2 separate regions of the Homo sapiens genome follow, and region 1 is linked to region 2. Evidence: chromatin contacts called from ENCODE Hi-C or POLR2A ChIA-PET data. All regions are on one chromosome and are shown on one strand. The core of a region is the stretch at or near the end of the contact, and the rest is flanking DNA. Distances in the headings are between cores, read along the strand shown. Region 1 holds the start of RFFL (ring finger and FYVE like domain containing E3 ubiquitin protein ligase). Region 2 overlaps MYO1D (myosin ID).

What was found. A loop is a pair of places that touch in the nucleus more often than their neighbours do. ChIA-PET counts read pairs that join two places held with the same protein, here RNA polymerase II (POLR2A). Pooled maps may share reads with other maps.
Region 1: a loop to region 2 is called in a map with no recorded cell type, with 8 times the contacts of the local background. The contact joins the promoter of RFFL here to the enhancer-like site in region 2. A Hi-C loop is called at or near these places in 1 of 168 maps with a recorded cell type or tissue (naive thymus-derived CD4-positive, alpha-beta T cell), 5 of 37 single-sample maps with no recorded cell type and 8 of 50 pooled maps. POLR2A ChIA-PET finds 5 or more read pairs at or near these places in 1 of 52 experiments (activated naive CD4-positive, alpha-beta T cell).

What each region holds. Positions count from the first base shown.
Region 1 is chr17:35,062,383-35,065,735 of GRCh38, forward strand. It overlaps RFFL (ring finger and FYVE like domain containing E3 ubiquitin protein ligase), which reads right to left and starts at 1,325. Exons shown (of 7, transcript NM_001017368.2): 1 at 1,194-1,325. All of the region lies in intron 5 of RAD51L3-RFFL (RAD51L3-RFFL readthrough), which reads right to left. RefSeq lists enhancers at 876-2,075, 1,162-1,957, 1,407-1,506 and a silencer at 1,097-1,166.
Region 2 is chr17:32,527,493-32,530,931 of GRCh38, forward strand. All of the region lies in intron 21 of MYO1D (myosin ID), which reads right to left. Among named protein-coding and RNA genes, the nearest start is that of CDK5R1, 42 kb to the left of the region's middle. Within about 2 kb of position 1,504, at least 2 of the 41 ENCODE cell types and tissues checked have a DNase peak (open chromatin) inside an H3K27ac peak, as active enhancers do.

The DNA of each region.
Region 1 (3,353 bases), core at 75-2,574, 2.5 Mb after region 2:
ACAGAGCAAGATTCCTCTCAGAAGAAAAAAAAAAGAGTTGATGAGAGGATCAGAGTTGAGAAAGTACAGTACAGGCTCTTGCTCATTCTACCCTTACTGAGAACCTACTATGTGCAACGTACCATGGATACAATTCTAGCAAAGCAGACCCTGATTCTCAATACATACTATGATTGGAGTAAATACCAGGTTCTCCTGAGTACTCAACCCTGGTAAGTAAGAAGAGGCTTCATGGAAGAGGTGACTTCTAGGCTGAAACCAGTTGGCCAGATTAAGCTTGGGGAAGGTGTGTAAAAGAACGCTTACATATGCTAAGGTCTGAGGTGAAAGAGAACGTGGGCAATTTGTTGGAATTATAAGGAGCAGAAACGTAATTTGGAGGGTGACGACTACCTAGAGATATCATAGTCTGATTAGGTGAAGGACTCAAAAGTTTGGCGATGAAAAGCAGGAGGGAGATAGAGTAGTAGCCTAGTAGAATTAGAGATGAGGGAGGTTCTTCCTATTAATTCAGAAAGGAATATGGGAACAAACTCACTGATAAGACAGTGTTCTCCACAACTCAATATTTAGTTATTAGGAAGGCAACCAAATGCCTTCACTTCTTTTCCTTTAACAATGGCTTAGTTTGACTAAAGTGTTTCTCACAAGATACACACAAAAAAACAAAATACAAGAGCAAATGACGGATAAAGCTGTAAACCTAACGTTTTACTTTTCTAAGATTTATATAATCAGTGATTTAATTGGACCTAACTCCACATCCAGAACTCAAATGAAAGAAAACTTCTGGCCGGGGGCCGTGGCTCATGCCTATAATTCCAGCACTTTGGGAGGCTGAGGAGGGTGGATCACCTGAGCTTGGGAGTTCGAAACCAGACTGACCAACACAGCAAAACCCTGTCTCTACTAAAAATACAAAATTAGCCGGGCATGGTGGCGCACATCTATAATCCCAGCTACTTGGGAGGCTGAGGCAGGAGAATCACTTGAACCCGGGAGGTGAAGGTTGCAGTGAGCCGAGATCACACCATTGCACTCCAGCTTGGGCAACAAGAGTGAAACTCCGTCTCAAAAAAAAAAAAAAAAAAAAAAAAAAAAAAAACCTGACTCACTTCTGAAGACAGGATTTTCCCAGTTTCTAATGCAGCTTCATCTAGCTAATGAAACTTAAGAAAACAGTTTGAGGTTACCTGATTTTGCCAGTTTCAAAACATTGCCACGACAGAAAGCAAGCTGTCTCTAGTTCCTGTGGCTGAGGTCGCTGGAGCCATGTTCAGATGAGATCATCTCAGGAACCAAGAGCAGCGGCTTTCATGTGAAGTGAATGGTGCCGCCTGGGGATGTATCTTTGGTAAGCAAGATTGCAACACAGCAGGGAGTTTACCCAGGGCAGTGCTGACTCACGCTGGGCAAAATTTGTACTTCCCAAACAACTCAGCCTGAACCAACCGCAGTCAACTGCAACCTAGGAAAGAAGAGGCAGCTCACTGATTGTTTTAAATCAAGTGCTGATTACTGGGGGCAGGTAAACCTCATTCCCCCACTACTGGTAACTTGGCCACCTCCAGAGCCCTTACCCAAAAAGTTCCAGTGGCCAGTTTCTAAAATTTCATCTGAGAACAGGCTGGGGCTGGGGCCAGCAAGATTACTGAACATAGCAGGTTCACAGCTCTGAAGATTTCCCCAGGAGGCTGATAAATAAGTCACTTTGCATTTACAAATTAGAACATCTGGGTCAGTGGACTCAGGGAACTTGCCCAGTCATCATTAGCCAGTCAAATCATTAGGGTGAATTTTTGTCAGTTCTAACCAGGCTCATTGTTCTTTTTTCCCACTAGGCCTCCTCTGACCTCTCTATTTCTTCAGACAACTCAAGTTCTCTCATTAAGATAGATGCACTGGAATTTTTTTTTTTTAATCAGCTGCCACATTCTCTATGCTAAAGCCAAATCATTTACCATCACACCTACTGGATGCATAGGGAATACAGAAGACTATGAAAATCACCTTAACACTTGCTCTGAAAAGAGACATCCCTAAATTTATGTCAATTCTCATTTATTAGCCTGCTTATTTAAAAAATCAATCTAGAATGACTGGCTCATCAACAGCTATTAATTACTGAATTTGCCCTGACAGGCTAGAATTGACATTGGTGTTATACAAAAAAAAAAAAAAAAGATCAAGTCCTTGCTTTTTGTGTGCTTTAATTTGACAAGAGAGAAACTAAAGTTCCTATTAGATCCTTCTGTTTCCTGCTTAAAATGTATGACAGTTCCCCAAGGCCATCAGCTATTTCTTAGCAGGGCATTTGAGGCCTCTGCACCCAGCTTCGTTCATCCTTTAAGGTAGGTCTCACATGGCATGAACTCTGGATGTAGCTGCCAACTCAGCTTGTCATTCAATAATGTTAGGTTAATTAAAATGTACGTGCAGACAGAATTTGAGTTTAAAAACTATACTACTTAATTTTCTATTCAAGGGGCTAGTTTTAAAAAGTTATTTATCCAACTCACTTAATTCTCCTTAATTACATTATTCCAGTAGGATAGCCACGCTGAGCTTTGATAAGGTATTATAAAATGTTCCCTGTTTTATTTCCTCCCCTTCAGTGTTTTCCTTTCAGAAAATGGCTTTGTTTAAAGAAGTTTCCCTATAGTACATGTTAATTAGTCCTTTCTGAATGATAAACACATCTTTATAGCAGCTGACAACCATTATCTCTTCAACCACACTTTAAAAAAAATTTCTGTAGTTGATGATAAGTTACAAATTCTAGTATGAAACAACTCTCAAGGTACAGACAAATATGGAACCTCCTTCAGAAAAAAAAAAAATGATTAGAAAAGCTCCTGACCTGTTCTGTATTTGCGAACTTTAAATAAGAGGGCCGGGCACAGCGGTTCACGCCTATAATTGCAGCACTTTGGAAGGCCGAGGTGGGCGGATCACCTGAGGTCGGGAGTTCAAGACTAGCCTAACCAACATGGAGAAACCCCCATCTCTACTAAAAATACAAAATTAGCCAGGTGTGGTGGCACATGCCTGTAATCCCAGCTACTCGGGAGGCTGAGGCAGGAGAATCGCTTGAACCCGGGAGGCAGAGGTTGCAGTCAGCCAAGATTGTGCCATTGCACTCCAGCCTGGGCAACAACAGAGCAAAACTTCGTCTCAAAAAAAAAAAAAAAAAAAGAAAGAGAAAATCCAGACAGTACTATGCCCAGGAGACAGATACGAACTATATAAAGAGCAGCCTGAAGGCCAAAGGCATGGAACTCCTAAGTTGACTAAGAGAAACACCATTGAGCAAGTGAACAGAGCTGCTGCAGCTTATCATTCCCCTCTTTGGG
Region 2 (3,439 bases), core at 254-2,753:
TCAAAGCTACATAAAAGTAGCCAGGTTTGGTGGCTCACACCTATAATCCTAGCACTTTGGAAGGCTGAGATGGGAGGATCGCTTGAGCCCAGGAGTTTCAGACCGGCCTGGGCAACATAGTGAGACCCCGTCTATACTAAAAATAAGATAAAAAAAATAGCTGGGTATGGTGGTATGTGCCTGTAGTCCCAGCTACTCAGGAGGCTGAGGTGGGAGGACTGCTTAAGCCCAGGAGATCAAGTCTGTAGTGAGCTGTGACTGTGCTACTGCATTCCAGCCTGGGCAACAAAGAGAGACTCTATAAAAATAAAACAAAACAATAAAAGCTACATAAAAGCAAAACAACTTTTTTTTTTTTTTTTTTGAGGCAGAGTCTTGCTCTGTCGCCCAGGCTAGACTGCAGTGGCACGATCTTGGCTCATTGCAATCTCTGCCTCTCGGGTTCAAGCAATTCTCCTGCCTCAGCCTCCTGAGTAGCTGGAATTACAGGCGCCCGCCACCAGGCCTGGCTAATTTTTGTATTTTTCTTACAGACAGGGTTTCACCATGTTGGCCAGGCTGGTCTCGAACTCCTGACCTTGTGATCCACATACCTCAGCCTCCCAAAGTGCTGGGATTACAGGCGTGAGCCACTGCGCCCGGCTGACTTGATTCTTATGGTGGTAAAATTGGCCCATTTGGGTTCTACCCCACTTAAGGCTTGCCCTCTTCTGCCCCACTGGGCCAGTGGTTTTGGGGAAGAAGGTATCCAGTACCTTGATCAGAGGCGATGTCTAGCCTCCTCTGCCCTTTGGAGAGCTGGTAGCAAGGCACTGAGGAATTACTGCTTTGCAGGTGGGAGAGGGTGAGATGGGTAGGAAGTGCATGGCAGAGCTGGGAAGCTGGCTCCTCAGAACTGGGAAGTTGAAAGAAGCAGAGCCAGCTCTTGAGTAGAACTTAGGGGTGTGTATATGTGTGTGTGCGTATGTGTGTGTGTGTGTATGTGTGTCGGGGGAATTACTGGGAAGGGTAGTGTGTGATGCTGAATATGCCCTCCCACCCCCAAATATCCACATCCTAATCCCTGGAACCTGTGAATGTTACCGTACGTGGCAAAAAGGCCTGCAGATGGGATTATGTAAGGCTGCTGAGATGGGGAGATTATCCTGGATTATCCAGGTGGACCCTAGATACAATCACAAGTATTCTTTTAAAAGAGAGGCAGAGGGAGATCTGACACAGACAGGAGGAGGAGGAGGAGGCAGTGTGATCCTGGAGGCACAGATCAGGGTGAAGCAGTCACAAACCAAGGAGTGCCGGCAGCTCCCAGAGGCCGGAGGGGTGGAGGAGTGGATTCTCCCTGAGAGCCTCCAGAGGGAACAGGCCCTGCCCAACGCCCTCGTTCTGGCCCAGTGAAATGAATGTGGACTGCTGGCCTTAATAACTGTGAGAAAAAAACATGTCTGTGGTTTAAAGCCACCAAATCTGTGGTAATTTGTTACAGCGGCAATAGGAAACTGACATAGATCGGTAGATGGTGTCCTCGGATGAGACTTCTGGTTTACTTCCTGTAGGCATTAGATGGTGGGACTCCTAAGTGAGAAGAACAAGTGTTGCACATCATTACATGCAATGTGCAGGAGCAGTATCAAAATTCTGCATGTGCGCGTGCACACACACACACAGCCCAACCCACCCCTCACTTGGATCTGAATCTGTGTCTGTTGTTAACTAGCTTGTACTTCAACAGGGAGCTGTGAATTGAGCAGGAGGATCATGAGACAAGCTGCCCCAGGTAGTCTGGCAGGGTCTCAGAAGGCATCACAGAACATAGCAGAGGCTATAGCAGGAAGCAGGTGAGGTGTCCCTCCAGAGACGTGAGCTGCCTGGACAGAGAGGAGGGAAGAAACCCACCAGAAAAGGGGCGGGTGGGGAGGGCAGGACCTGTTTTGCAGTTGTAAGTTTCTCCCTTAAGAAGAATACAGAGTAAGGGATGCTAGACCCTTTTCTGTTTCATCTGAAAACACTTTCCACAGGGGTAAACTCTATAATCGTGTGTGTGTGTGTCTCTAATGCAGGGGCAATGAGCTGCTGGGTGTGCTTTGTGGATGTGGCCAGGATGGGCTCAGGGGGTGCTGCTTTCAGGTGGGTGAGACTCACATGGACATATGTGGGTGGGCAGGTGCCTTTTGCTTAAGGAATGGCATCAGGCCCAGGATGCTAATGTGTTTCTATGGGCTGTCTGAGAGAAGACAGGGAAGGGGCACAGGCGGTGAGAGATTTCCCGGATGAGACATGAACACTCCTCTCCACGATCATGGCTGCCTTCCAAGAGGCTCTCCAGGGACAGCGCTCCTCACCGTGGGGGAGGCCCCGTGCTGACTCCCAACGCGTAAACAAACACGGGGAGCCAGGCAGTCTTCCCACTGTACCTGGGCTCCACAACCTCAAAGGCTCCCAGCTGTATCTCCACTTGAACAATAGCGTTTTAAACTCCTTGGTTCATTACCAGTCTGCATCACCTATTCAGCATTCACAAGGTATACAGCACTAGAGGAGGTTTCGTGGAGCTCTGTGGTAAAAGTAGATGGCAGAGTCTCAGTTCTCCAGGGACAATGAGACAAATATAAATTAAAAAACATAGGTGACAGTTATCTAAGGCATGTGACACCAAGGACAGGCAAGGAGCCCGATCTGTGTTCATCGAGCCGCTCCATTACACTCTGTCTGTGGTCTTGGGAAAATCACAGAACCTCTCTAAGCCTTTTTGTCCATCTATAAAATAGGCTTAATACATTTAAAAATGGCTTAGAAGATTTTGAGAATTAAATGAGATAATGTACGTGAAAGCCCTTTAAAACTATAATAATTGCATCTCAACAAATGCTGTAATGTAGAACATAGGGAAATATTTTAAAATTACATGATGAGAAGAGAAAAAATTACAGACTAAGTGCTAGTCTAATTCCAAGAATATAATAATTTCATTGTGGTGCATCAGGACACTCTGGGACAAGAATGAAAGACATCATTCAAGACAAAAGAAAGGCTTAGTGCAGTAGCTCACGCCTGTAATCCCTGCACTTTGGGAGGCCGAGGTGGGAGGATCACTTGAGTCCAGGAGTTTGAGATCAGCCTGGGCTACATGGTGAAACCCCATCACTATATGAAATGCAAAAATCAGCCAGGTGTGGTGGTGCATGCCTGTAGTCCCAGCTACTTGGGAGGCTGAGGCGGGAGGATCTTTTGAGCCTAGGAGTTTGAGGTTGTAGTGAGCTATGATGATGCCACTGCACCCCAGCCTGGGCAACAGAGTGAGACCCTGTTGCTAAAAATAATTTTTTTTTTTTAATAAAAGAGTATCTCACCATTGAGTATAATTGACATTGGTTTCTGTCTGCTCCCTTCTTTTAGTTCTCTGTCCTCACTCCCTTTGGAGAACTGATCCTCCCTCACTGCA